Linked DNA regions of Homo sapiens: region 1 is linked to region 2. Evidence: chromatin loops called from intact Hi-C (ENCODE). Cell type or tissue: MCF 10A. All regions are shown on one strand. Each heading gives the region's core, and the rest is flanking DNA. Links, peaks and the distances in the headings are about the cores only. Region 1 has its middle 23 kb from the start of ARHGAP10. Region 2 overlaps LINC02507 (long intergenic non-protein coding RNA 2507).

What was found. Peaks named below come from ENCODE experiments on the same cell type or tissue, not always from the same donor. Only the 100,000 strongest peaks of a DNase experiment are listed, where the experiment ranks them.
Region 1: it touches region 2 in a loop (9-fold over the local background); 2 of 110 quality-filtered maps call a loop at or near these places.

The regions. Positions count from the first base shown.
Region 1 is chr4:147,701,311-147,716,489 of GRCh38, forward strand. No RefSeq gene overlaps it. Among named protein-coding and RNA genes, the nearest start is that of ARHGAP10, 23 kb to the right of the region's middle. In MCF 10A, for the core only: CTCF peaks have their summits at 7,042 and 7,241; a DNase peak (open chromatin) is centred at 7,041.
Region 2 is chr4:147,589,147-147,604,325 of GRCh38, forward strand. LINC02507 (long intergenic non-protein coding RNA 2507) reads left to right here. Exons shown (of 4, transcript NR_187416.1): 4 at 5,119-5,443. Among named protein-coding and RNA genes, the nearest start is that of TMEM184C-DT, 21 kb to the right of the region's middle. In MCF 10A, for the core only: no CTCF peak of the experiment used is centred there; a DNase peak (open chromatin) is centred at 8,045.

The DNA.
Region 1 (15,179 bases), core at 2,631-10,630, 110 kb after region 2:
TTTACATGGCTGCATTGCTCCAGAGTAGGAGCCCATATTGTGCACCCACATCCCCACAACCTAAAGTGCTGCAGCATGGTGCCATCTTGAATATGGACCCACTGCTAAAGTGTGTCCTGCCCTGGAGGCCAATATCCACTGCCTCTCTCTATCCCTGAGGCCCTGTCATCATTCTACCACAAAAACACAGGTGCCTACAGCACCACTACACCAGCTTCCTGGAGTCTAGGCCTGACAGAATGACCGAGACATGGGGGCACACAAACCCATGTTTCACCCCGCCCCCCAAAAGATGAATCTGCACAGTTGAAGGCTGGGCGCGGTGGCTCATGCCTATAATCCCAGCATTTTGGGAGGCCAAGTTGAGTGGATCACTTGAGGTCAGGAGTTGGAGACCAGCCTGGCCAACATGGTGAAACCCCATCTCTACTAAAAATACAAAAATTAGCTGGGCATGGTGGCGGGCACTTGTAATCCCAGCTACTCAGGAGGCTGAGGCAAGAGAATCACTTGAACCCGGGAGGCGAAGATTGCAGTGAGCCAAGGTCACCACTGCACTCCAGCTGCACGACAGAGTGAGACTCCATTTCAAAAAAAAAAAAGGAGAGAGTAGAGCAGTGGTTATCAGAAACTGGAGATGGGCAGGAAGAGAGGAGGGTAGGAAGAGAGGAGGGTAGGAAGAGAGGAGGGTAGGAAGAGAGGAGGAGGGGATGACTTTGGTCGAAAGGTACAAAGCTACAATTAGATTGGAGGAATAATTTCATAACTTCTGGTATTTTATTGCACAGTAGGGTAACTATGGTTAACCATAGGGTATTGCATATTACAAAATAGCTAGAAGAGAGTGTTTAAATGTAGTAAGCACAAAGAAGATCAATGCATGAGATGATGGATGTGCTAAGTACCCTAATGTAATAATTATATAATATATACGTGCATTGAACTATCAAATCGTACGCAATCCTTATGTACAATTACAATGTGTCAATTTAAAAAAATTTAATATTAACACAAGTTTTTCTAAAAGTCTTCCAAAAAAATAGAAGGGAAAGGAACACTGAACTCAGTCTATGAGTCCAGTAATACCCTGATACTAAAGCCAGACACAATATTTGAAGAAAAGAAAATTAGAGAATAATATATCTTATGCATATATACGCAAATATTCTCAATGAAAAGCTAGCAAACCAAATCCAGCAGCATATAAAAAGGATTATACATGATAATCAAGTGGGATTTATCCCAGGAATGCTAGGCTGATTTAACTTATAAAACTTAATCAATGTAACATATCAAAGAAATAGAATGAAGGGGGAGAAAACCCATGCAATCCTATCAATAGACCCAGAAAAAGTGACAGAATCTAAATCCTTTTTATGACAATAGCACATAAGAAACTAGAAATAGAAGAAAGCTTTCTAAGTCTGCTAAATAGCATCTATAAAAAGCCCAGAGATAACATATGTAATAGTGAAACATTAAAAGCATTCCTCCTAAAATCAGAAATAAGACAAGGATGTCAACTGTCACCATTCTATTCAACATTGTGCTGAAGATTCTAGCTAGGGCAATTAAACAAGAAAAAGAAATCAAAGGTATACAGATTTGAAAGGAAGAAATAAAATTATCACTGTTTGCAAGTGAAATAATCTTACATAGAGAAAACTCTAAAGGATCTACAAAAAAAACTCTTAGAGTTACTAAACAAGTTCAAGAACATTGCAGAATACAATATTTAGAAATCAGTTGCATTTCTATGCATTAATAATGAACAATCTGAAAATGAAATAATAAAACAATCCCACTTATGAAAGCATTAAAAGAATAAAATACTTGGGAATAAATTCAACATAGTAGGGTTGTACACTAAACACTAAAAAATATTGCTGAAAGAAATTAAAGATCTAAATATATGGAAAGGCATCTACTGTTCACAGATTATAAGACTTACTATTGTTAAGATGGTGATACTCCAAAGTGTTCTATAAATTCAGTGCAATCGCTGTCAAAATTCCAACTGTCGACCAGACACGGTGGCTCACACCTGTAATCCCAGCTCTTTGGGAGGTCGAGGCAGGTGGATCACCTGAGGTCAGGAGTTTGAGACCAGCCTGACTAACATAGCGAATCCCCGTCTCTAGTAAAAAATACAAAAATTAGCCAGGCATGGTGGCGGGCACCTGTAATCCCAGCTAATCGGGAGGCTGAGACACGAGAATCACTTGAACCCAGGAGGGTTCAGGTACCTCACTGTACCTCACTGCGGAGGCTGCACTACAGCCTGGGTGACAGAGTGAGACTGCCTCAAACAACAACAACAAAAATGCCAATTGTCTTGTTAAGAAATAGAAAAGTTGATCCTAAAATTTATATGGAATTGGAAAGGACACAGAATAGCCAAAAAAACTTGAGAAAGAACACAGTTGGAGTCCTCACTCTTCTTCATTTTGAAAGCTTACTACAAAGCTATAGCCATCAAGAGAGTGTGATACTAACACAAGGCTAGATCAACGGAATAAAACTGTGAGTTCATAAATGAACCCATGCTTTTATGATCAGTTGATTTTTGTTTTTGTTTTTGTTTTTGTTTTGAGACAGGGTCTTGCTTTGTCACCCAGGCTGGAGTGCAGAGGCACAATCACGGCTCACTGCAGCTTTGACCTCCCAGGCTCAAGCAATCCTCCCACCTCAGCTCCCCAAGTTGCTGGGACTACAGGTGCATGCCACCACACCCGGCTAATTTTGTTATTTTTTATAGAGACAGGGTTTTGTCGTGTTGTGCAGGCTGGTCTCAAATTCCTGGGCTCAAGTGATCCTCCCACCTCAGCCTCCCAAAGTGCTTGGATTATAGGTATAAGTCACCATGCCCAGCCAGCGATCGCTTGATTTTTTTTTTTTTTTTTTTTGAGACGGAGTCCCACTCTGTGGCCCAGGCTGGAGTGCAGTGGCACGATCGCAGCTCACTGCAAGCTCCGCCTACCGGGTTCACGCCATTCTCCTGCCTCAGCCTCCCAAGTAGCTGGGACTACAGGTGTCCGCCACCACGCCCAGCTAATTTTTTGTATTTTAGTAGAGACGGGGTTTCACCATGTTAGCCAGGATGGTCTCGATCTCCTGACCTCGTGATCCACCCGCCTCAGCCTCCCAAAGTGCTGGGATTACAGGCGTGAGCCACTGCGCCCAGCCTGATCACTTGATTCTTGTCAAGGGTACCAAAACCATCTGGTGGGGAAAGAATTGTCTTTTTCACAAATGCTGTTGAAACAAGTGGGTATCCATATCTAAAATAATTCTGAAGTTGAAAACTTGCCTTAAAAATATACAAAACTTCAAAGTGGATCAACAATCTAAATATAATAACAAAAACTACAAAACTTATAGAAGAAAACATAGGTGCAAATCATCATGACCTTGGAATTGGCAATTTTTAAGAAGACTTTATTCTTTAGACCAATTTTAGGTTCACAACGAAATTGAATGGAAAGTACAGAAAATTTTCACATGACCCTGACCCAGCAACATGCAGCCTCTTTTAATATCAACATCCCATACCAGAGTAATGCATTTGTTACCATCAATGAACCTACTGTAAAATAAATAAATACTAAATAATAAATAAATAAAAGTGTAGGACTTCCAAATTTATTTTGATAAAGAGAAAAGTTAAACCCTAAAAGCTGACTCACATAACACGACTGTTTTTCTTCTGTGGTGCATGACCATTGCTTTCTAAACTTTGTGTTGAGATGTTATACATTAACCAGAATCCCTATTCTTAATTCAAACCTAGACTAAATGCTGTAAAAATAGAGACCCTATGACTGTTACAATAAAATGTTAAACAACCCTGTTAGAGTGTAATCAATAGTAGCCCATCAAATCTCATATCTATATGTTAGTCTTCATATAGAAAATGTTATTTTGTTCAACACCTCTATTTTGCCTATATAAACCATCCTCATTTCTCATTTTTCTCCACATCAGGTCACTAATCACCATTCTTTTATTTTCCCCCCCGAGGCTGGAGTGCAGTGGTGCAATCTCGGGTTATGGCAACCTCCATCTCCCAGGTTCCTGGGTTGAAGCAATTCTCCTGCCTCAGACTCCCAAGCAACTGGGATTACAGGGGCCCACCACCACACTCAGCTAATTTTTGTATTTTTAGTACAGACGGGGTTTCTCCATGTCGGCCGGACTGGTCTCAAACTCCTGATCTCAGGTGATTCACCTGCCTTGGCGTCCCAAAGTGCTGGGATTACAGGTGTGAGCCACGGCACCCAGCAACTAATCACCATTTTGTGTGTGTGTGTGTGTGTGTGTGTGTGTGTGTGTGTGTGTGTGACAGAGTAGTGCTCTGTCACCCAGGCTGGAGTGCAGTGGCGTGATCTCGGCTCACTACAACCCCTGCCTCCCAGGGTCAAGTGATTCTCCTGCCTCAGCCTCCTGAGTAGCTGGGATTACAAGTGCCAATCACCATTCTTTGGTGTAGCTCTGCTACCCAGATGGCTGCCCTCACACTTGGCTTTTAAATAAACTCTTTTAACTAGATCCTAAGCTTTTTGACTATTTTAGGTTGACACTATATTGCAAATCATCTCCTGCTCTGTTGGTTTCATCATACCTCAATAATAAAAAAAGACATCTTAATTTTAATTTTAATTTTAATTTTATTATTTGTAGAGATGAGGTCTCCCTATGTTGCCCAGGCTGGTCATTATTGTTTTAAAATATCATTTTTAGGCCAGGTGTGGTGGCTTACCCCTGTAATCCCAGCGCTTTGGGAGGCTGTGATGGGAGGATCACTTGAGCCTAGGAGTTCAAGACCAGCCAGGGGGAAAAATGTGAAAGATCTTAAATTTCTGGCCAGGTGCAGTGGCTCATGCCTGTAATTCCAGCACTTTGGAAGGCCAAGGTGGGCAGATCACCTGAGGTCAGGAGTTTGAGACAAGCCTGGCCAACATAGTGAAACCCCATCTCTAATAAAAATACAAAAATTAGCCGGGCGTGATGGTGCATGCCTGTAATCCCAGCTACTTGGGAGGCTGAGGCAGGAGAATTGCTTGAACCTGGGAGGCGGAGGTTGCAGTGAGCCAAGATCACAATTGCACTCCAGCCTGGGTGACAGAGCAAGACTCTGTATCAAAAAAAAAAAAAAAAAGTTATGTTTACACTACCCTGTAGTCTATTAGGTATGCAATAGCATTATGTCTTTAAAAAAACGTGCATGCCTTAATTAAAAAATGCTTTATTGCTAAAAAAAAAAAAGGCAAACCATCACCTGAGCCTTCAGCAAGTCGCAGTTTCTGCTCATGGAGGCTCTTGCCTCAATGTTGATTGCTGCTGACTGATCGATCATGGTAGATGTTGCTGAAAGTTGGGGTGGCTGTGGCAATTTCTAAATAAGACAACAATAAAATTTGCTATATTAATTGACTCTTCCTTTCGAGAAAGATTTCTCTGTAGCACATGATGCTGTTTCATAGCATTTTACTCACAGTAGAACTTTAAAACTTGGAGTCAATCCTCTCAAACTCTGCTGCTCCTTTAGTAACCAAGTTAGAATATTTAGATAATATTTCATAAATATTCTAAATGGTTTGTTGTCATTTTGACAATGTTCACAATATCTTCACCAGGAGTAGATTCCATCTCAAGAAACCACTTTCTTTGCTCATCTATAAGAAGCATCTGTTCACGTTCTGTCATGAGATTGCAGCAATTCAGTCACGTCTTCAGGCTCCACTTCCAATTTTGCCATTTCCACCACATCTACAGTGACTTCCTTTAATGAAGTCTTGAACCCATCCCCCCAAAGTCATCTATGAGGACTGAAATGAACTTCTTTCAAACTCCTGTTAGTGTTCATATTTTGATCTCTTTTCATGAATGTCCAGGCAATAGCATGATCTCAGCCCACTGCAACCTCCGCCTCCCAGGTTCAAGTGATTCCCTTGCCACAGCCTCCCGAGTAGCTGGGACTACAGGCACGTGCCACCACGCCTGGCTAATTTTTGTATTTTTAGTAGAGATGGGGTTTCACTATGTTGGCCATGCTGGTCTCAAACTCCCAACCTCAGGTGATCTGCCCACCTTGGCCTCCCAAAGTGCCAGGATTATAAGTATGAGACACTGCGCCCAGCCTGAAATTTAAGATCTTTCACATTTTTCTCTTGCACATAGCAATGATCGGAATGACAGTGGGAACCAGGAGAATAATTTCTGTGCATTTCTTTTTTTTTTTTTTTTTTGAGACAGAGTCTCGCTCTTTCGCCCAGGCCGGACTGCAGCGGCGTGATCTCAGCTCACTGCAAGCTCCGCCTCCCGGGTTCACGTCATTCTCCTGCCTCAGCCTCCCAGGCAGCTGGGACTACAGGCACCTGCCACCACGCCCGGCTAATTTTTTGTATTTTTAGTACAGACGGGGTTTCACCGTGTTAGCCAGGATGGTCTCGATCTCCTGACCTTGTGATCCGCCCGCCTCGGCCTCCCAAAGTGCCGGGATTAGAGGGTTGAGCCACCGCACCCGGCCATTTCTGTGCATTTCTATAGGAAACTGGCTAAGCAAGTTCAGAGTCAAAATCCTTAAGCCACTTCATGGATTTAGGATACAAGAGGAACCTGAAGTTAAAGGACAGAACACCTAAACATACCTCCTGGTGAGACACCTTGCTTTTCTCCCAAACAACTCAGGCTGGACAGACACAAAGATGTTATGGGGCGGGGCGGTGTGGGGGAGTCAGGCTAGTCCCAGGGAATTGTGGAGAGGAAGAGTCAGGTCTCAGAAGTAAGCAAGTAGGACCTGATGCCTAAGCAGAGGGCCCTGGGGCTGTGTCCTATAGTAACATGGATGGGGCCAGAGACTGGAAAAGCCCCAGCAGAGAAGAATGTTTTTCGTATTTTTATCAGGGAGCTATTGACATTGTATATGGACTTGTTCTGCACATTTCAGTATATTTACTATCCCTGCCCTATGCCTACTAAATGCCACTAAATCCCGAAGTCACTGTGACTAGAAATGTCATGCACAGTTCCAAATGCCCACTAGGGGGCCTGTATCACCCTTGATTGCCATTTATCACATATTTGCTAATAAACACACTTCCTGATTAATGTAGTGGGATACAATCGGATATCATAATTACTATTTCTCTTCTTCACAGGTTTTACAGTTTCTCTCCCAACCACCAGGCATCCCTCTTCACCCACTAAATCAAAGCAATTGGTTGCTTCAGGATAAGGGTGACATAGCCAAGAACGAAGATGACAACTGCGTTTCTGAATGGAATTTTAAAATCAAAGGTGAAACAGTAGGCTTTTTATTATAAGAGCCAGGTTTTTGTTTTGTTTTGTTTTGTTTTGTTTTGTTTTAAGAGAGGAAACAAGTTTTCAAAGTTCTAAATAAGTTAGAGCTGGGAGGACTCAGGGCGGAGTGATTATACCATAAACCAAATCATCAGGAGGTATGAAGTTGTTTACCAAAAGAAAATAAAAGTTCAACTTGCTGAAAGAGAATCTGAGGGCATGTTGTCAGAGGCATTTGAACCAGAGTGCCTCCATCTTGAATAGGGGCTGGGTAAAATGAGGCTGAGAGCTACTGGGCTGCATTCCCAACAGGTTAGGCATTCTAAGTTACAGGATGAGAAAGGAGGTCAGCACAAGGTACAGGTCACAAAGACCTTGCTGATAAAACAGGTTGTGGTAAGGAAGCTGGTGAAAACCCACCAAAACCCACCAAAACCGAGACAGTGACGAGAATGACTTCTGGTCATCCTCGCTGTTCATTATATGCTAATTATAATGCATTAGCATGCTAAAAGACACTCCCACCAGTGCCATGACAGTTTACAAATGCCATGGCAATGTCAGGAAGTTACCCTATATGATTTAAAAAGGGGAGGAACCCTCAATTCTGGGAATTGCCCACCCCTTTCCCGGAAAATTTATAAATAATCCACCCCTTGTTTAGCATGTGACCAAGAAATAAGGCTGGGAACAGTGGCTCACGCCTGTAATCCCAGCACTTTGGGAGGCCGAGGCAGGCGGATCACTTGAGGTCAGGAGTTTGAGATTTGCCTGTCCAATATGGCGAAACCTCCGTCTCTGCTAAAAATGCAAAAATTAATGGGGCCTGGTGGCGCGTGCCTGTAATTCCAGCTATTTGGGAGGTTGAGGCTCGAGAAGCATTTGAACCCTGGAGGCAGAGGCTGTGGTGAGCTCACTGCATTGCACCACTGCATTCCAGCTTGGGCAACAGAGTGAGACTCGAAAGAGAGAAAGAGAGAGAGAGAAAGAAAGAGGGAGAGAGAGAGAGAGAGAGAGAAAGAGAAAGAGAGAGAGAGAGAGAGAGAGAGAATAACCATAAGAACAGCCCAAGCAGCGGCCCACGGGGCTGCTCTGCCTATGGAGCAGCCATTCTTTATTCCTTTACTTTCCTAATAAACTTGCTTTCACTTTATGGATTTCTCTCGAATTCTTTCTTGCGTGAGATCCAAGAGCCCTCTCTTGGGGTCTGGATTGGGACCCCTTTCTAACAATGTGACTAGAATGTAGATGCTGGTAGGTGCCCAGGAAAGAACTGTACCCCCTTCCCACTTTCCTCAATCAGCTAAGAAGGCAGGAAATTCCCCAGGGGGATAGTGAAGACTTTAGAGCAGAGAGGGTCTTCGCCTTGCTTCCAGCAGGCCTCACTGAGAGGCCCCCGCTCACCACACACGGAGGAAGGTGTCTCAAACAGATACTCCTCCCCACTCTCCAGGACACTGAACATCCCACAGTTTCAGAAGCCTCCCCACCAAAGCAATACAGAAGTGGGTAAAAGTGGGCAGGGCCTTGTGGTGGGAGTGAGGCTAGCAGACACAGAGCTGCAGGGAAAGGGGCTGACCGCCAAAGGCTAGCGGGAATGGCCCATGCCAGCACATCCTGAGTCAGATGCCTCTGAGGTCTATACAACATAAATCCCCAGGAAAAAAGAAGGAAAAGAAAGATGGGCGAAACCTTGGACCAACTTAATTTAAATATGTAAATTGCAAAGTTCTCATAGAAGGTTAAGTTTCTGTGGGAAAGGAACTGACTTAGTCCATTTTCTATGCTTAACAGAATACCTGAAAATGAATATCTTTTTTTTTTAAATAAAGCCTTTTTATAATTTATCTTTTTTTTTTTTTTTTTTTTTTGAGGAGTCTCGCTCTGTCGCCCAGGCTGGAGTGCTGTGGCACGATCTCAGCTCACTGCAAGCTCCTCCTCCTGCGTTCATGCCATTCTCCTGCCTCAGCCTCCCTAGTAGCTGGGACTACAGGCGCCTGCCACCACGCCCGGCTAATTTTTTGTATTTTTAGTAGAGACGGGGTTTCACCTTGTTAGCCAGGATGGTCTCGATCTCCTGACCTTGTGATCCACCCACCTCGGCCTCCCAAAGTGCTGGGATTACAGGCGTGAGCCACTGCGCCTGGCCTAATTTATCTTTTTTTTTTAAAAGAGCCATCATACGGTGAAGGAGCTGAGCCAGCTCAGGTTTCTCTTCCTCTTCTCTTAAAGCCACTGGTCCCACTTGCATGAAAATCCATTAATCGATTAAGCCATGAATTTGTGAATTCATGAATGGACTAATCATTTCATGAGGGGAAGAGTTCTTAAGAGACTGTCACCTGTTAAAGGCCCTCTCAATACTGCCACATTGTGGATTACGTTTCAACATGAGTTTTGGAGGGGGCAAATATTCAAACCATAGCAGAGGCTTAGCAACCAAGAGCAGTACTAAGGACATAAAGAGTCCATGAAATTTATCCTCAATATACCAGTGAGTATTTATACCATCTTTTTTTTTTTTATTTTTATTATGACCATTTTTTTGAGACAGAGTTTCGCTCTTGTTGCCCAGGCTAGAGTGCAATGGCATGATCTCGGCTCACCGCAACCTCTGCCTCCTGGGTTCAAGTGATTCTCCTGCCTCAGCCTCCTGAGTAGCTGGGATTACAGGTGCACACCACCACACCCAACTACTTTTGTATTTTCAGTAGAGATGGGGTTTGTCCATGTTAGGCTGGTCTCAAACTCCCGAACTCAGGTGTCCCAAAGTGCTGGGATTACAGATGTGAGCCACTACACCTGGCCTATCCCCTCTTTATTTAAGCCCTTTAAATTCGCAGGGAGTACCTAATGTCAAATATCAGCAGTTTAGTTTGTTCAGGATTAATTATTTGTGTAGTTTTGATGACTATGTATTGAAAACAAGTGCTCCTTTTACTTCTGTGTGATTGCAAATACCACTGAAGTAGCCCCTAACTATATAGGGGCCGAAAATTGCCATTATCTAATCCATTGATCATCTAATCTATTGATAATGGCAATTTTCAGCCCCTATGTAGTTAGACAGATTGCAGTCTGTCCAATTTTATTTTTATTTTTTACACTTATTGAATTAGAAAAGCATGTCCATTTTTAAAGCAATGAAATATCTACTCCATATTTGTGCTAAGTATAGTTTTAAAATTAACTATCACAAATAAAACAGCAACAGCTTAGACTTCAGGGTAGTTTTCTTCCTAAGAAATTCCTAAATTTCTTAGGAATTCTCAATTTCTAAATTGCAAACCACAGTATAAATTCAGAAAATTCCACTTTAGATTTGAATACAGCTCCAGGAGAGGATGATTGTCTCTTTGTTATACTCTTTAGAGGTTTGTTTTTTTTTTAATCTGTCATTACATTCAGATTTTAAATTCAATAAACATACACGATATACATCTCTTTGGAGGTGACCAAAACAGACATTCCTCTTATTTCACACACACCAAGTAAGCCTACAGTTAATGTTGCTTTGATACTGATGAGAAACTCGTATTTTATGTTAGCAATTTCTACTTTTCTGTCTCTACTGAAAATTCTTCTGAAAAGAATTTTAACTTCTTTTCAAAGAATGCCAAAATAGTCTGGAAAAAAACCCAAAAATCCAAGAAAACAAAACCCCAAAAAACAACAAAAGTCTTAAGCTTTTGGCCGGGCGTGGTGGCTCATGCCTGTAATCCCAGCACTTTGGGAGGTGGAGGCAGGTGGATCACCTGAGGTCGGGAGTTCGAGACCAGCCTGACCAATATGGAGAAACCCCCGTCTCTACTAAAAATACAAAATTAGCCAGGCATGGTGGCGCATGCCTGTAATCCCAGCTACTCAGGAGGCTGAGGCAGGAGAATCACTTGAACCGGGAGGCAGAGGTTGTGGTGAGCTGAGATCGTGCCATCGCACTTCAGCCTGGGCAACAAGAGTGAAACGCCGTCTCAAAAAAAAAAAAAAAAAAAAAGTCTTAAGCTTTCATAAGCACATAATCAGATCTTTCCATCTTTCATGGGGACCGTTGATTGGTAAATTCTGTTTTATGTTACAAAAGAGCAAAGTGGCTGTGTTCTAATACAGTTCTAGTTTTGCAACAAAAGTCTTGTAAAATTTTATATTCTCATTATTAAACGTGGATTTTAAGGGGCAGCCTCCATGCCTTATGACAAAACTAAGTGATAAAGGAATGTGCTGGTCAATCTGTTTTATTGTATACTTGATACCTTTTATGGTTGCATTTCATTACCTGAAATTTGGGGAAAAAAGACTAGAAGCTTGGCTTTTAGGTCACTTTTTTTTTTTTTTTTGAGACAGAGTCTTGCTCTGTCACCCAGGCTGGAGTGCGGTGGCGCGATCTCGGCTCATTGCAACCTCTCCCTCCTGGGTTCAAGCGATTCTCCTGCTTTAGCCTCCTGAGTAGCTGGGACTACAGGCATGCACCACCATGCCCGGCTAATTTTTTTGTATTTTTAGTAAAGATGGGGTTTCACCACGTTGGCCAGGCTAGTCTGAAACTTCTGACCTCAGGTGATCCGCTCGCCTCGGCTTCCCAAAGTGCTGGGATTACAGGCGTGAGCCACTGCGCCCAGCTGCTTTTAGGTCACTTCTGATAGCCTTGTATTTCATTCTATTGCTTATGAGCTTTGTATTCTGCTTTTGTGTTTGTTTTACTTTTCAGTGAAAATAAATAAATAGCTCAAGTGGGATCTATGCTTTAGTTATGTAAAGAATAGATTGCAGCAACATGGAATCAGCTGGAGGCCATTATCCCAAGCGAATTAACGTGGAAACAGAAAACCAAATACAGCATGATCTCACTTATAAGAGGGAGCTAAACATTGAGTACACATGGACACAGAGATGGGAACAATAGACACGGGGTTTACTTGAGCGCGGAGGGTGAAAGGAGGGTGAGGAGCAGAAAACTACCTACCGGGTACTGTGCTCACTACCTGGGTGATGAAATCTTTGTACATCGAACCCCAGCAACACACAATTTACCCACATAACAAACCTGCACATGTACCCCCAAACCTAAAATAAAAGTTAGAAGGAAAAAAAAAAGAATAAAGAGAGAAGACTTCTTAGACTCCTTAATCATATTATTTTTGTTGTCTGGGTAAAGATGGCTGAGGCCTGATGGCCTGATAGACTGATAGAAAGACAGTTATGAATTTAGAATTTCTTCTCTTCTTTTGATCACTTCATTCAGCAAGTAACGAGAGACACATAAAACAAAATTCTAAGGACTAAGTTAAGCTCAATATTTAAAGTCCAAGAAAACTGTGAGTTAAAAACTGGATATTAGGCACTGAACAGGACAAGTAACATATTTCTTGTACTTTTAACTGCTTTTTCAAACAAATTAAAACGGATAGGAAGCTCTTGGGAAACTCTTTTCAGTCATTGCAAAAAAATAGCTCAACCTATCCTAATCTGGCAAAGATTTAGAGGGCCTAAATTCCTAAAAGCATTAGGGGATTTTTTTTCCCCCTAGTTCCCAAGTATGCTGTATAAGAGTAATTTCTGTGGCTGGTCACGGTGGCTCACGTCTGTAAATCTCAGCACTTTGGGAGGCTGAGGCAGGCAGAGCACCTGAGGTCAGGAATTTGAGACCAGCCTGGCCAACATGGCAAAACCCCGTCTCTACTAAAAATACAAAAATTAGCCAGGCATGGTGGCGCATGCCTGTAGTCCCAGCTACTCGGGAGGCTGAGGCAGAAGAATCGCTTGAACCCAGGAGGCAGAAGTTGCAGTGAGCCGAGATCGCACCATTGCACTCCAGCCTGGGCAACAGAGTGAGACTCAGTCTCAAAAACCAAAACAAAACAAAAGAATGATTTTTATTATACCAAATTCAGAGTTAAAACATCTTTATATTCATTTGATATACTCTATGAGTGCATTTGCAGCCTTTAAAAGAGACGGTTGCTTAAGCTGACACTGCAGAGCATTGCAAGAAGTGTTGATTAAAATCTCCACATTTGTTCTGAGTTTGTGAATTCCAAGGAGGTTGGCTAATAGCAAGTAGTGGCTCTTCCACAGCTACTCAGCCCTGGATCATGGCCACCTGTGTGTCATTCCTATGCAATGACTGTTGTTAATATTTTGGTGCATATCTTTCAAATCTTTTCCTTTCATTGTAGATATTTTTTAATTTGCAAAGTCGATCTCATAGCCTTACTTTCTATTTTATAATTTTTTTCACCAACAACATGTGATTGATTTTTTAAAAACCATGTTCAACACTGTAAGATTATTCATCATCTCTCCTAGTTATAACATAATTTATTAGTTTCCTGTTGTTGGACACTTAGGCTATTTTAAATTTTTGCCTAGTGTAAATATTGTTGTGATTCACATCCTTGAACTTAAATCTTTGGGTACAGCCTGATTATATTCTATAGATAAGTTTCTTGAAGTAATGTTACTGAGTCAAATGGCAAATGTTACCACCATGAGATAATCATTGGAAATAATCTGGTGCATATTTTTGCTCTGTTTTGAAAAATTAATGTGTATGTACACAAATGTAAGTTTATATAACCTTTTATTTATTTATTTATTTATTTATTTATTTAGAGACAGAGTCTCGCCCTGTTGCCCAGGTTGGAGTGCAGTGATACGATCTTGGCTCACCACAACCTCTGCCTCCCGGGTTCAAGCGATTCTCCTGCGTCAGCCTCCTGAGTAGCTGGGATTACAAGTATGTGCCACCACACACGGCTAATTTTTGTATTTTTAATAGAGACGAAGTTTCACCATGTTGGCCAGGCTGGTCTCAAACCCCTGACCTCAAGTGATCTGCCCACCTCAGCCTCCCAAAGTGCTGGGATTAGAGGAGTGAGCCACCATGTGCGGCCAGTTTATATAACTTTTATTTTATTTTATTTTATTTATTTATTTATTTTGAGACGGAGTCTCACTTTTGTTGCCCAGGCTGGAGTGCAATGGTGAGATCTCGGTTCACTGCAACTTTCACCTCCCTGGTTCAAGCGATTCTTCTGCCCCAGCCTCCCAAGTAGCTAGGATTACAGGCACACACCACCACCCCCAGCTAATTTTTGTATTTTTAGTAGAGACGGGGTTTCACCATGTTGACCAGGCTGGTCTTGAACTTCTGACCTCAGGTGATCCACCCGCTTCGGCCTCCCAAAGTGCTGGGATTGTAAGCATGACCCACTGTGCCTGGCCAACTTTTTATTTTTATTATTTATTTGGAGACAAGAGTCTCGCTCTGTCGCCCAGTCTGTAGTGCAGTGGCAGGATTTTGGCTCACTGCAACCTCCACCTCCTGGGTTCAAGAGATTCTCCTGCCTCAGCCTCCCGAGTAGCTGAGATTACAGGCGCATGCCACCACACCCAGCTAATTTTTGTATATTTAGTAGAGACCGGGTTTCATTATGTTGGCCAGGCTGGTCTCAAACTCCTGACCTCAGGTGATCCACCTGCCTCGGCCTCCCAAAGTGCTGGGATTACAGACGTGAGGCACCGCACCTGGCCTATATAACTTTTTTAAAAAGTTGTTGTGTTATGTATGGGGGGCTGTATTGAAGGTTTTTAAGCAGAGGAATGACATGATCTGATTTTCATTTTAGAAGAATCATTCTGGCTGCTATGCTTCAAATAGACTGCAGGGAGCAAAGATAGAAGAAAAGATAAAAGCAGGGAGTCTATTTCAGTAATCCAGGAGAGAGATAATAGTGGCTTGCAGCAGGAGACAGCAGTGGTGGGAGTGAATGGTGGTCAGATTCTGGATATATTTTTGCAGGAAGACAGATTGCACGTGGGGTATGAGAGAAAGAAAGGAGTTCAGATTAACTCCAAGTTTTTTAGATTTGAACAATGAA
Region 2 (15,179 bases), core at 4,901-12,900:
TTGACCTTACGGATATATTTTACTGGTGACTTTCTGGTTTTCAAAACTGTTTCTGATTTTTTTAACTTGTTAATGGCTCCAATTTGCCAGCATATTTCCCAGTTCCCCTGTATTCCACTCAGTAAATCTTGTTCATTTTCAGCTTTTATTTTCTTGTTCAGTCCCTAATAACGGACAATTTGTAAGGAAGCAAACTAAAACACTTGGATTAAATAATGCATTTTTTTTCATTATGCTGATGGGTTCATTTTCAAAACAAATGTAAGCTTCATAATTTACTGATATTTCGTGATTTTTACCTTATTTCTGTGAGGATTTCTTTCTCATGGACTTCTGTCTTTGCCATTGACAAAACTCCTAATAATACCACCCAAATCCTAAAAGGGGTTAAACTTCAAGTGACTGATGTTCTGAAAGTGACATGATCAAAAAATAGTCTCATCCAGAAATTTAGATTTGTGACTTAAGTTATCAGAAGAGTTTCCAAAACTCCAAACAGCCTGCATTAATTCTGGCTTTTTTGGTTTTCTGTTAGTCTGCCTCTGTTTTTATACTAAAAGGGTATACAGAAATTTGTGTGCATTGCTCATCCTGAGTTGAATTCCTATGAAGTAGAGCTGAGTACAGAAATGTCTTTCACTTCAAAGGGCATACTGTGGGGTGCAAAGAAAGGCAGGCTTGGGTCCTTCCAGCCAAACATTGCCCTCTGGCACTCATGCTCAACTCCCCAGGGATACAAGAGGGCAATCTCCGGCCCTTGTAGCTCTAGGTAACATTTCCCACAACCCCTGACTCATAAATATTGACATTTGGGAAAAATAAGACCAAAAAAGAAAAAAGGGCTTTTTCAAAACAAAAAAAAAACTGTTTTTAAGATGAAGTGTTTATATATTTTCTAAAGCCTGGTTTATACCTAAGCTATCACTATAATTTTTAAATAAAATATACCTCATCTTGGGATTTTAAAAAAATAGTATTATCCATCAACCACTAGAGAATATAGGAAAGAAAACTTTCAGCACGGTTTTTATTTATTTATTTTATATTTTTCCATCCGGAAAATAACAGGACTGAGTTGAAAGCAATTTTTTCTAAAAGTAGCAATAGCAACATTCTCAGATAAAATCTTTTTTGCTGAATATCAACGTTTAAATTATAGTGAATTTGAAGTTATTTATTTTCAGCAAAAGCTTTTCTTTTTCCTTTTAAATATTTGTCTCCACCCCTCTTTGCTTCAAAAAACAGAAATGATGTGACAACTGAGACCTTCGAGAATTCCTTAGACCCCAGCCTGTTTTCATTGTGGAACTACAGCGCGACCTGGTGGTAGTTGCTGTTTTTAGCATGGTTTATGAATAAATGGTCAAAGTTTCAAAACCAAAACAAAGGAAAGCCTTGTGTTTAGACTTTTAGAAAATATAGTATCAGGAAAGAAAACAGTGGGATGGCTCTCTTAGAATCATAATTACAGATAGAACTTTTTTTAAGTTTTTTAACTATAATATACTTTTTTTTCCCTTAGGGTGTCGCTCTGTTGCCCAGGCTGGAGTGCAGTGGCGTGATATGAGCTCACACCGCAACCTCCGCTTTCTGGCTCAAGCCATCCTCCAGCCTCAGTTCCCGAGTAGCTGGGACCACAGGCACGAGGCACCACACCCACTTCTTTTTTATTTTTTCTTTTGTATTTTTTTGTAGAGATAGGGTTTCACCATGTTGCCCAGGCTGGTCTCCAACTTCTGAACTCAAAGAGATCCGCCCACCTCGGCCTCCCAAAGACCTAGGATTACAGGCGTGAGCCACTGCGCCTGACCAAATATATCTTTTAAGAATAAATAATCTAGTAAGGTTATTGATGAGTCATTATATCACCTGATACAATTTTTAACATTCATATATTTTCAGGAATATGAATTTTCAGTCATATTTCCTCTTTTTAACTACTTTTACAGTTCTCTAAACAATGCTTCAAAAACATTAACAGAAAAAAATATTTAATCAGTGATACAAGAGAAGACTGTTTTATATGCTTTTCTTTGACAACTAGCAGCACATTGATGCAAGAGTTTATAGACAAAATGGTGATTCATAGTAACTGTAATCTTCTCTGTGTTTATTGTACTTTACACCCATCTTATCTAATCCTCTCAACCACCCTGTTAAATTCAGAATCAGTATCTCCATTCTACAGATTAGAAAACTGAGGCTTCAGGATATGAAATAACTTGTTCAAGGTCACTCCTCTGGTGAGTGACAGAATGGACTCAACCCTGGGCCTGCCTGCTCCAATGCCTAGGCATAGGGTCAGGCTGGTGATAGGCCCTTTTTAAAGATTGGCTGATTCAATGAGCAAATGCATCTACTGTGAGAATATTAAAGGTAAGCCTGGACTGGATCCAAAGTCTTCTGACTTGATAACCAGTAAATCTTCCAGTAAAGTTTAGACATATTTTGAACTTTCTCTTGTTTCTGCCTGCAGTTGCACTCTCCTGAGCCTGCTAAGTCCCCACTATTTTCTACAAAAGAACAAAGAAAAAATACCAGGCGAGAGTGACCCATAGCCTGAGCCCCAGGCTGTTTTACCCACGAGGCCCTAGCAGGGGATCTTTTCCACTTTTGTGCCATAGATCCCTTTGGAAGCCTAAGTGAAGCTCCTGGAACTTTTTTAAAATGCCCCACAAAGAAAGCCAACTATTTTAAAATAAAATTTTCAAAAAACTTTTAAAAACTCGGCCGGGCGCAGTAGCTCACGACTGTAATCCCAGCACTCTGGGAGGCTGAGGTGGATGGATCACTGAGGTCAGGAATTTGAGACCAGCCTGGCCAACATGGTGAAAACCCATCTCTACTAAACACACACACACACACACACACACACAAAATTAGCTGGGTGTGGTGGCACACGCCTGTGATCCCAGCTACTTGGGAGGCTGAGGCAGGAGAATCTCTTGAGCCCAGGAGGCGGATGTTGTGGTGAGCTGAGATTGCACCACTGCACTCCAGCCTGGGTAACAGAGCAAGAGTCATCTCAAAAAAAAAAAAAAACTTTAAAATACTAATTTGTAAATATGTGCTTATTTATTAATGCATTTAATAACAAGATTTAATAACAATGTCACAACTATATATTCAAAGTAGCAATTAGTATAAATGATGTTTTGGGATATTCGTAATCCCTGTAATGTGACATGAATATATCTATTGTTTCTATTGGTGAGAGAGATATTGTTAATATTAATGTGATGTATGGCCTATATTCTTTAATAAATAAAATTACAAATTTCAGTTTGAAGTTAATGAAAACAGATTTTTTTCATCCAAGTTCATGGACCTTCTTACCCTCCTGAATTAAGAAATCAAAGCTAATCTTAAATAAGTCACAGCTAAATCTTTTCAAAAACTAAAAAATTTTAAAATTCTTAAATTCTGTCAAAAAAATGCTTAAGCAATATATATATGTTTCCCTTGATTAGTGTGAGATATTCACTTTAATATGAATATTATGAATAATATGAATATTCACTTTAATATGAATAATATGAAGCAAGACTCCAAAAATAAGCATGGATCTAGGACCTAGGGAGATGTTAAAACAACCTTGCCTGAGTCTCATGACAGTAATCAACAAATAATAGTATTATTTGCCCATAATAATAATTCAGTTTGTATGCATCTGACAAAGGACTAATATCCAGAATCTACAAGGAACTCAAACAAATCAGCAAGGAAAAAAAACAAACAAACAAATAATCCCATCAAAAAGTGGGCTAAGGACATGAATAGACAATTCTCAAAAGAAGATATACAAATGGCCAACAAACATATGAAAAAAAAGTTCAATATCACTAATTATCAGGGAAATGCAAATCAAAACAACAGTGAAATACCACCTTACTCCTGAAAGAATGGCCATAATTTAAAAATCAGAAAATAACAGATGTTGGTGTGGATGTGGTGAAAAGAGTGCATTTTACACTAGTGGTGGGAATGTAAACTAGTACAACCACTATGGAAAACAGTGTGGAGATTCCTTAAAGAACTAAAAATAGAACTACCAGTTGATCCAGCAATCCCCCTATTGGGTATCTGCCCAGAGGAAAAGAAGTCAATATAAGAAAAAGACACTTGCACACGCATGTCTCTAGCAGCACAGTTCGCAATTGCAAAGATATGAAACCAGCCTAAATGTCCATCAGCCAACAAGTGGATAAGGAAAATGTGGGATATATAACTACTCAGCCTCAAAAAGGAAAAAAATAATGGCATTCGCAGCAACCTGGATGGAGTTGGAGACCATTATTCTAAATGAAGTAACTCAGGAATGGAAAACCAAACAGGAATGGAAAACTAAGCTATGAGGACGCAAAGGCATGAGAATGATATAATGGACTTTGGAGACTCAGGGGGAAGGTTGGGAGAGGGCCAATGGATAAAAAAGTACACATTGGGTACAGTGTACATTGCTCAGGTGACAGATGCACCAAAATCTCAGAAATCACCACTTAAGAACTTTTCCATGCAACCAAACACTACCTTTTCCCTCAAAACTATTGAAATATAATAGAAATAAAAGAATAAAAAAATCATAATAATAATTCAGTTTGACATGACAAACATTGAGCAGCTACTATGCTAGACACACTACTAGTGTTTTTAAAAATACATTTTAAAAGTGAATACTTCTTTGTCATTTGTGCAGCATTTATCATTTTCAAAGCAGTTCTACACACATCTTTCTTTCAAATCTAATTACAACTTCAAGGGGCAAGGCAGGGTCTGGAGACTTATTCATTAATTCTGCATTCCCACGATAAATCTCACTCTGGACCCATAGTAAGTACTCAATAAAAGAAGACAGTTTACTCCACCTTTATCCCCCAAGCAAGCCCCTGAATTAGGGCTGCCAGGTAGGATACAGAATGTTCAGTTAAATTTAAATTTCAGATAAACAATTTTTTACTCTAAGTATATCCCATGAAAATGATTTTTAAATATCTATAATATGGGACACACACACATTTTTTTGAGTATTTGTTGTTAACCTAGATTTCAAATTTAACTGGGCATTCTGTGTTTTTGCTGGCTAAATTTGGCAATTCTTTCCTGAATTTCTCTGCCCAGGAGCTCCCTCTGCTGCAGGAACTCAACGATAGGGAGGAAGAGTCCAGAAAAGTAGGGCTGTCAGCACCTCTGTGAGCAGCCGACGATCCACAGCGGATGGAGTTTGGTGGTAAAGGTACTCACTTCCTGTCTCTCTGGTGATGATTTTGAGCATGTTCTACAAAGTCTTTCAGATGGTCCCAGTAGGTTGGAGCCCAGCTGCCCTCAGTGGTAACCTGCCCATTAACGTATCCTGTGTTGGTTTCCTTTCCTCCCCTACCTCACCTCCCCACTCCCCTTTCTATGATTCCTAGAGTCACCTCCCAAATAAACTTTCACATTTACATTATTGTCTCATGGTCTCTTCTGAGGGAACTCAAACTAAAACAAAATGCTTATTGAATTAAATCCTCAGTTGCAGATGAGAGGTTCAGGGACCATGCCAGATGCTGAAGGCACCAAGATGGATAGTGATGAGCCTTCTCATTCAGCCCTTACTCAGCACTGCCTCTGGCTACCAAGCACTGTGCTCCTATCATGTACCAGCCCCTGGGACTCTCCGTTTACATGCATCTTGGCTAACCCTTTCCACCACCCTGCCCAGTAGCTATCATTATGCTCAAATTGCAAACGGGGAAATTGATGCTCAGAGGGTTTTCCAAAGTCACACAGTCATAGAAATGCCATCTTTGGTTAGGGAGCAGTGCCTCACACCTGAAGTTTCAGCACTTTGGGAGGCCAAAGCTGGCAGATCGCTTGAGCTCAGGAGTTTGAGACCAGCCTAGACAACATGGCAAAATCCCATCCACACAAAAAATACAAAAATTAGCTGGGTGTGGTGACATGCCTATAGTCCCAGCTATTTAGGAGGCAGGATTGCTTGAGTCCAGGAGTTCAAGGCTTCAGTGAGCTGTGATCACGCCACTGAACTCCAGCCTGGGTGACAGAGTGAGTCTCTGTCTCAAAAAAAAAAAAAAAAAAGAAAAGAAAAAGAAAAGGGCCGGGCGCAGTGGCTCACGCCTGTAATCCCAGCACTTTGGGAGGCCGAGGCGGGCGGATCACAAGGTCAGGATATCAAGACCATCCTGGCTAACACAGTGAAACCCCGTCTCTACTAAAAATACAAAATATCAGCCGGGCGTGGTGGCGAGCGCCTGTAGTCCCAGCTACTTGGGAGGCTGAGGCAGGAGAATGGCGTGAACCCGGGAGGGGGAGCTTGCAGTGAGCCGAGATTGCGCCACTGCACTGCAGCCTGGGCGACAGAGCGAGACTCCGTCTCAAAAAAAAAAAAAAAAAGGAGTGCCATCCTCCTGCAACACACCACCTCCCTGAGACCCACAGACAATAATACAACAGGCTTTAGGACACGCCTCTCTTGAAGTACTTAAAAGTGAGTTGAGAATACACAACACTTATACATGAAAAAATAACTCATGACACAAGAGAGTAAGGGAAATGTGTGACAGGCAGCTCAGAGAAGAATCCCTATGGAGTTCAGAAGAGAGATAAGGGTCAACTGGGAATATTAGAGAAATCTCATGGGTGGCTGGACTTAGGCTGAGCCGGAGTGAATGAGTTAGATTCAAATGGGAGACTCAGGGAAAGGAGAGAGTTGTGAGTGAGAAGGATGAGTAGGCACCGTGCAGAAGCAGCACTGGGCATGTTTACTGTGACTGTAAACAGAAAGATGGCCTGAGGACAGGATAGCAGGAACCAGGCCATATTATAGAGGCCTGGGGATGCCAAGAGCTATGGTTTGAATATGTGTCCCCTCCAAAACTCATATTGAAATTTAATCCATTGTGGCAGGATTGAGAGGTGGGGCCTTAGGGAGGTGATTAGATCATGAGGGCTCCATCCTTATCAAGGAATTAATCCGTTCATGGATTAAGGGGTGAATGGAGTAATGGGTTATCACAGGAGTGGACTCCTGACTTTATAAGAAGAGAAAGACCTGAGCTAGCACATTCAGCCCCTTGCCAAGTAATGCCCTGCACCACCTTGAGACTCTGCAGAGAGTCTTCATCAGCAAGAAGGCCCTCACCATATGCAGTCCCTTGACCCTGAACTTCTGAGCTTCTATAACTGTAAGAAATACGTTCTTTTTCTTTATAAATTATTCAGTTTCAGTTATTCTGTTATAAACATAAGATTATTGATTAAGACACCAGGTAAAAAATATGGAGTTCATCTGAATATATATGTGGAGCAAATGCAGGCTGTGAAAGTAGAAAATTGACATGATCAGAATAAGATTTTATCAGATTCATCCGGCAGTAGAGGGCAGGATTGCTTGAAGTAAAGAGAATAGTTAGTAGACTCCTGACAGGCTATGCCTATGGTAATAAAGATCTAACCCAGAATAATGAACAGGAAGGTGTAAACTACATTACAAAGCAAGAGTTGTCAAATCTGAGTCACTGATGGGTCAGAGAGGAGAAAGAATAAAGAAAGCTCCTTTACTGTACCTGGATAATGGGGAAAATGGAAACATGAACAAGAAACTAGAAAGTTGTACATAAGAAAATGACTAAAATAACTCAATATATCATCATTTCCCTAAAAATTATACATTGGGAAGATTTTTCTGAATGATGTGGAATTATGGATGTGTTCCCCCTTGGTGGACAAAAGTAACTCAAACCTTTCGGTGAGGAGCTATCTCTCCTCCACTCTCCTCAGCCCTCTCCATGACCTTATAGAACTAAAGCCAATAGTTACTGAGTGTAGAAGATATCTGCTGTTTCTGCCTGCTAAACATCCCCTCCCCCTGCACCTGGAAACACCATTTGTATTTCTTGTAGAGATTGCATTCCATGCAGCACAGGTGCAGTTGGACCCATTCTACCCCGCCCCCATCAATCTCCTCCTACCCCTTGTCCAGCTACAAAAAAGGGCACATAGCCCAGACCTGGCCAATTTGTTTACCCCATGCCATGTGCATAGCACAGTGATTCAGAAAGAGGTATGTGGCTGGAGCCAAGCCAATCACTATCCATGAAATTATTCTAGAGAAGTAACAGGAAGCACTTCTTTCTGCAACAATTAAAGTCCATATTAGGAGGTAGGAGCTCAAAATTAACACTGAAAGATTACAGAATGAGATGCAGACTAGGAAAGGGCCTGGCTAAAACTGGAGAAGAGAAACTCTCTCAGGCCTGCCTCTCTGTAGACCAGTCTGTTCCACTGTAGGAAACCTAACTGCTGACAATCCCCAATTTGTTGTCGGTGTCAGGGAAATCTGAGACAACACGTGTACCCAGCCACACTATGAACCCCTAGACCCAGCCACATCTGAACTTGGCTGAGCTTCTGAACTTTCCAACTACGTCAACAAATTTTTTTTCTTTAAGGAAATAAAATTAAATTTGGATCACTTGCTACCAAAAAAAAATGTTTAATGTAGCTAGCTTTACTAGCTTGTTATCAAAATGTGTTCTGCTTGTGCCCACAGCTCAATCTTAAAAATCACATTCCTGAAGTTCTTCCTTCCTTGACCACCCCAAGTATGTTACTCCTCCCCTCTCTCTGCCTTCCATGCCTAGTTTGTTTGCAGTTACCTTGAGGAACTTGTAAAAGGTTGCTCTAGTTGCACACCCTCCTATGTGAGGCCAATAACAAAGGAAGATCTCCAAAACACCTTCCAAAAAAGCAAAGCCACAAATGGCCAAGCCCAGATGACAATCACAGTCCCAGCTAATATCTTTATTGCATCCGAGTAAATACCTGGCAGAGAAGCCAGCCATGCCGTGCCCCAACATCTGACCTACAGAAACTGTTAGATAATAAATATGGGTTACTTTAATCCATTAAGTTTCTGGTAATTTGTGACTTAGCAATAGAAAACTTATAGAGGACAGATGCAACAACTTGTCCCTCACCTCGGAAGGGATATTTTCACACGCCCAAAATGAGTAGGCCCTTAGAAAATTGGAATGGAGACAAATTGGCAGATTCCAGTGAAGTTGGGGACCTGAACCTCTAAATTTGGTTGAGCCTTCTTTGTCAAGAGAAGCAGCTCTTCCAACTGTGTTTAAGGAAGTTAGTACACCTTGGTCTGAAGAACTTTCCTGGTATACTGCGGAGGAAGGTATCAAGCCTTAGGAAGATTGGACTTGGAGCTCCATCCTCAAACACAAATACAAAAGCCTTTAAAGAGACTATTGAACCAGCTATTCCAAACACATCAGGTTAAATAACTGTTAAAATAAAATAAAACAAAATAAAAAATGGTGTGAGTGTGTGTGTGCGCGTGAGCGTGCATGCACATGCACACATTTCCTGGTGATTCTGCTTCTCTGGCTCAATCTATAGTGGTAAAGTTGAGGACATTGTCACTAATCCATGTTCAAAGTGCATCCACCTTACCCCAAGGCTTGATGTTCTCATAATGTACCTTCCTTAAAGTGTCATTTTCTACCTGCCTGGGAAAGGCACAAGTCACATCTATCTTTCTCAATTTGGTTCAAGAATTTCAGGACATATTAGGCAATTTTAATAAAATCACTATGAGTTATCATCAATCTGTCCTTTATATATACAAAGAATGTTGACCGGGCACGGTGGCTCATGTCTGTAATCCCAGCACTTTGGGAGGCCAAGGTGGGTGGATCACGAGGTCAGGAGTTCAAGACCAGCCTGGCCAAGATGGTGAAACCCCGTCTCTACTAAAAATACAAAAAAATTAGCCGGGCATGGTGGCGGGCACCGGTAATCCCAGCTACTTGGGAGTTTGAGGCAGAGAATTGCTTGAACCCGGGAGGCAGAGGTTGCAGTGAGCCGAGATCACACCACTGCACTCCAGCCTGGGAGACAGAGCGAGACTCTATCTCAAAAAAAAAAATGTTGCAAGAAAATCTAAAATTTGTTTCCTTTAAAAACATTGTATAAAGTCAAGTGCAGTGGCATGCACCCGTAGTCCCAACTACTTTGGAGGCTGAGGTGGGAGGATCTCATGAGCCCAGAAGTTCAAGGCCAGCCTGGGAAACATAGCAAGCCCTGTCTCAAAAAGATTATTATCACTATTATTATTATATATTTTCTCAAAGTGTTGCCTTGATGTTTCCCTTTATTTTGTGTCCTTTTGTTTAAGAATGCAAAATATCTAAGATTGCAAAATATCTAAGATTGCTATCATTTCGGCTTGTGAAAGAAACACAAACTAGCTATAGCAGTTAGGGTTAAATCAGAGAAGCAAAGCCACTAGATTATTATGGGAATAAAAGATTTATTATAGGAATTTAGATCTCACACAAATGTGAGAGCAGCTGAGAAAGTGAAAGTCAGAGAATTTAAGAAAGAGTCATAAATGAATCCTCTGAAAGCACTGGCATGAGTAGGTAAACTGGAGCTTTCAGGGAAATCTGCGACACCAGATATACCCAGCCACTTTAGTGAGATTGCAAAGCGGGAGCTCTCAGAGAGGTCTACGGGAAGATGTTCCCTCTGTGTAGCTACCACCTCTATGGGTTTGCAGCCAAGCATCTGGGTAAGGGGGAGGAGGGAGTAGGTCTGCTTTTGGTGAGTTGGGCTGGCAATCAGGAAGCCGAGCTGGACAGTGTGGAGGAGAGGAAGAACAAGTGTGGACCCAGACACCTCTGTGTCTATCTATCTGACCATGAGACCTTCCAAGAATAATGGTCGTTGCTTCTTTTCCACCTTCCAAATCTCGTGCATCTTCCTCTATGGCCAACTCTAACCCAGAACCATGCATGGAATGTAATTCCCAGCTTAACCCACCTACCATGGTGTAATCCAGCACAATGACTAAGCAAAAGATGAATTTGTTATTAGAGTCCTGGGGCTCCTCACAGAACTGAGGACAGGAATGAGATTGGATCTCAAATTAGCTGGAAACAGGAGTTCAGATGCCATTAAGCTCTCTGGGTATCTTGCCTCTCTTGCTGCTCTCAAGTTACCTGCTTGTTTACCTGCCTCCCTTTAGACCGGCCTGTTCCACGGCAGGAAATCTAACTGCTGACAACCCCTAAGCATGATTCCCTGCAGCTTCTTCAGACATGTCAAGGGAAGAGAGACTCTCAGCTCTGTCTCTTCATGCCCAGTCCAATAAATTCTGAGAAGGGACTCATTGGCCAGAGGACTGGGTCACATGGTATCACGGCTGCTCCTGCTGTGCCATGTGGATAGGGAAGGGGAGAACAGTTTTCAGAAGAAAGTAAATGTGGAGCAAAGCAGCTCCATAGGCATCCACTGCAGGAGGAAAGATCTATTTATTAGTACTTACAATATAACAGATTCTATGCTAAGAGTTTTGCATACATTATCTCACTGAGTGCTTATCTCAAGACTTTGAGGTTGTTACCATTATTGTTCCCATTTTACAGATAAGGAAATTGAGACACAAAGAGATTATATCTTACTTAAGTCCCAAAACTAGCTATAGTAAGATTGGCCTGGCTCCAAAGAGGGCTCGTTGACTTCCAGTGTTCCAAGGGGCTCCAGTCACTCTGTTTGTCATTATGCCGTGGGCTTTCCCCCAATGTTGCATATTGACAAACTTCCCAAGCTATACTCTACTGTGTCCTTTCTCATTTCACAGGTGACAGAGACACAAAATTACCACCAATCTATACACCTGGAAATAACTCTGCCTCCTGGCACAGTGCTTTTTTCCTTATTACACACTGCCTTGCACCCTTGATCATCCACTGCAGTAAATATGATAAAAAGATACTTTCAATTTCTTTCTCATAGAACAAAATGTGTTCACTCTGGAGTACATTTAGTTTAGCATAATCAAAGCTAAAATTCCTATGTGCTATAATCATGTAAATTGCTATTGACACTACTTCAGATTCAAGAACTTCTACCAGAAAGGTCAAAGCAAAATGGAACAACAGCTTGGAAGTTCATTATTGTCCTCACAGAATTTCATTATCAACAACTAATACATATTGAGCATGCTATCACAAGACACCGTGCCAGGCATAATGAATAGATGTAAGTGTGTAAGACATAGTCTCAGCCTTTTAAAATCTGGCTGAGTGGGCTGGGTGTGGTGGCTCACGCCTGTAATCCCAGCACTTTGGGAGGCTAAGGTAGGTGGTTTACCTGAGGTCAGACTTTCAAGACCAGCCTGGCCAACATGGTGAAACCCTGTCTCTACTTAAAAATTACAAAAATTAGCCGGGTGTGGTGGCAGATGCCTATAATCCCCAGCTACTCGGGAGGCTGAGGTGGGAGGATCATCTGAACGTGGGAGGTAGAGGTTGCAATGAGCTGACATCGCACCACCGCACTCCAGCCTGGGTGATAGAGCAAGACTCCATCTCAAAAAAAAAATCTGGTTGAGTGGATAGAACACAGACATAGACTGTATAATCAACCATTTATGGTAGCCTATGAATGAATGAATACACTCAGTGAATCATACAGAATAGGAAGTAATCTCTGGAGACTGCAACAGTCAGAAAATTTATCAGGAGGAGGTAGGAATCGAAGCCTGGATTTTATCTAACATGTATTCCTTCAGTCATTCAATAATTTGCTCATTCACTCAATAGTTCTTCAGTTGGGCATCATGCTTAATGCATGTAAGAGTAAAGGGACAATGGTGTATAACCTGGATAAGAGGCATGAGAGTTATGGGAGATAATACGATTCCACTGGCAGAATATTTCAATTCAAATGTGCAGTGTACTCTACTCTTGCATCCACCTGTCACTTGTTGAGTGTCTCTTACCTGCTGAGAACTCTGCTAGATCCCTAAATGAAGCAAAATTCTGGTCACTGTCTGCAAATACTCACAAAACATTTAAATAATGTCTTTGTCCAAATAGTCCTTGTTGTGTAGCAAGAGGACTTTGTATCACACAGTGTAGGCTCAAAGAAATGGTACAAGGGGAACATGATGCATGCGTACTCAGGATTCTTGCCATCCAACTGTTGGAAAGAATATAACAGGACACACCATGGTTGTGCTCCAGGAAAAGGACACAGGTCCCCTGACACCTTGCATTCTTACAGAAGCATTAAGAGGGGCAGGGACCACTCAAACAATTTGGGAAATCCAGCCTAGTTAGTACAAGAAAAAAAAAATGTCCTTTCTCAGATATTAATTTGCATATCAGCACTGGGTTCAGCTAGAGGCCTTGAAACTTATACCCCTCCCTGCTCAGCCATCTTGTTGCCTTGTTGAGGGAGGGCCACTGTGCTCATCCAGGAATGAGATAACTTAAGTCTTCTCAGAAATGTAGTCCAGAGTAAGGTGAGATGGGAGGATAGACTCACAGATGGAAGTTGGATAGGTGAGGGGAAAGGGGTTGGGCACTTTTTTTTTAAGACAAGGTCTCTCTGTGTCACCCAGGCTGAAGTGCAGTGGGTGCTATCATGGGTCACTGCAGCCTCAACTTCCTAGGCCCAAGCAATCCCCCCACCTCAGCCTCCCGAGTAGCTAGGACTATAGGTGCGTGCCACCACACCCAACTAATATATATTTTCATTTTTTGTAAAGATGGGGGGTCTCCCTGTGTTGCCCAGGCTTATTTCCAAAGGCTTTTTTTTGTTTCTAAGACAGGGTCTCGCTCTTTCACCTAGGCTGGAGTGCAGTGATGCAATATAGCTCACTGCAGCCTTGAACTCCTGGGCTCAAGCAATCCTCCCACCTTAGCCTCCTGAGTAATCAGGACCACAGGCATGCACCACCACGCCTGCCTAATTTTTTTTTAGAGACAGGGTCTCACTATGTTGCCCAAGCTGGTCTCAATCTCAGGCTCAAGAGATCCTCCTGCCTCAGTCTCCTAAAGTGCTGGGATTACAGGCACGAGCTACCATGTCCGTCTGGGCATTCTAAACAAGGGGCAGACATAGGCAGATGTGCAGAGCCAGGAAAAAGGACGTCTAGTTCCCCACAGTAACTTAAGTGCTCAGTACAGTGCTGAGCAATAGTGGGTGCTCGGTAAATATTTTGTTGGATGGCTGAAAGACATTCAGGCCACCTGCATGCCCAGGGCCTCTCAAACTTGGTGCATAAAAGGAGTAGCAGTGTCTTAGGGAATATCCAGAGCACCAAGACAAAAACAGACATAGTTTTACCAGATTTATTGGTAAGTAAATTAAAACTCTAAACAAATTAAAACAGGCCGGGTGCGGTGGCTCATGCCTGTAATCCCAGCACTTTGGGAGGCCAAGGCGGGCAGATCACAAGGTCAGGAGATCGAGACCATCCTGGCTAACACGGTGAAATCCCATCTCTACTAAAAATACAAAAAATTAGCCGGGTGTGGGGGCGGGTGCCTGTAGTCCCAGCTACTCAGGAAGCTGAGGCAGGAGAATGGCATGGACCCGGGAGGCAGAGCTTGTAGTGAGCCGAGATTGTGCCACTGCACTTCAGCCTGGGCGACAGAGCAAGACTCTGCCTCAAAAAAAAAAAATTAAAACAAACATATATTCATATATGTTATATATAAGTGCATGGGTATACATATGTACATAAATCACAAAGTTCCAATAAATTATTCAAATAAAATATAAGATTTGAGATAAATTTGCCTTTTGTGGAATCTCCCTGCAATACTCAGACCCCTGGGAAACAGGCGTTCAATCTTCTCCGCCATTAGGGATATAAAAGTGGAAAAGCTTGAAAAGTAGTACTGGATTCCTATTGAGCAAAAGAAAAAGAAAAAAGCGGTGGCTCACGCCTATATCCCAGCACTTTGGGAGGCCAAGGCAGGTGGATCAGCTGAGGTCAGGAGTTCGAGACCAGCTTGGCCAACGTGGTGAAAACCTGTCTCTACTGAAAATACAAAAAAAAAAAAAAAATTAGCCGGGCATGGTGGTGGGTGTCCGTAATCCCAGCTACTTAGGAGGCTGAGGCAGAAGAATCGCTTGAATCTGGAGGTGGAGGTTGTAGTGAGCTGAGATTGCACCACTGCACTCCAGCCTGGCAACAGAGTGAGACTCCATCTCAAGAAAAAAAAAGAAAAGAAAACAGTGATTAAAATAGCAACTAAGAGATAAGTTGTAAGATTTCTAACCTTTTCCTGAAAAAAGAGCTGCCAGGTAAGGCTAAAGAAATTTGTTTATTAAATCAGCAATAAACTAGATTATGTGGTTTCCAAAAT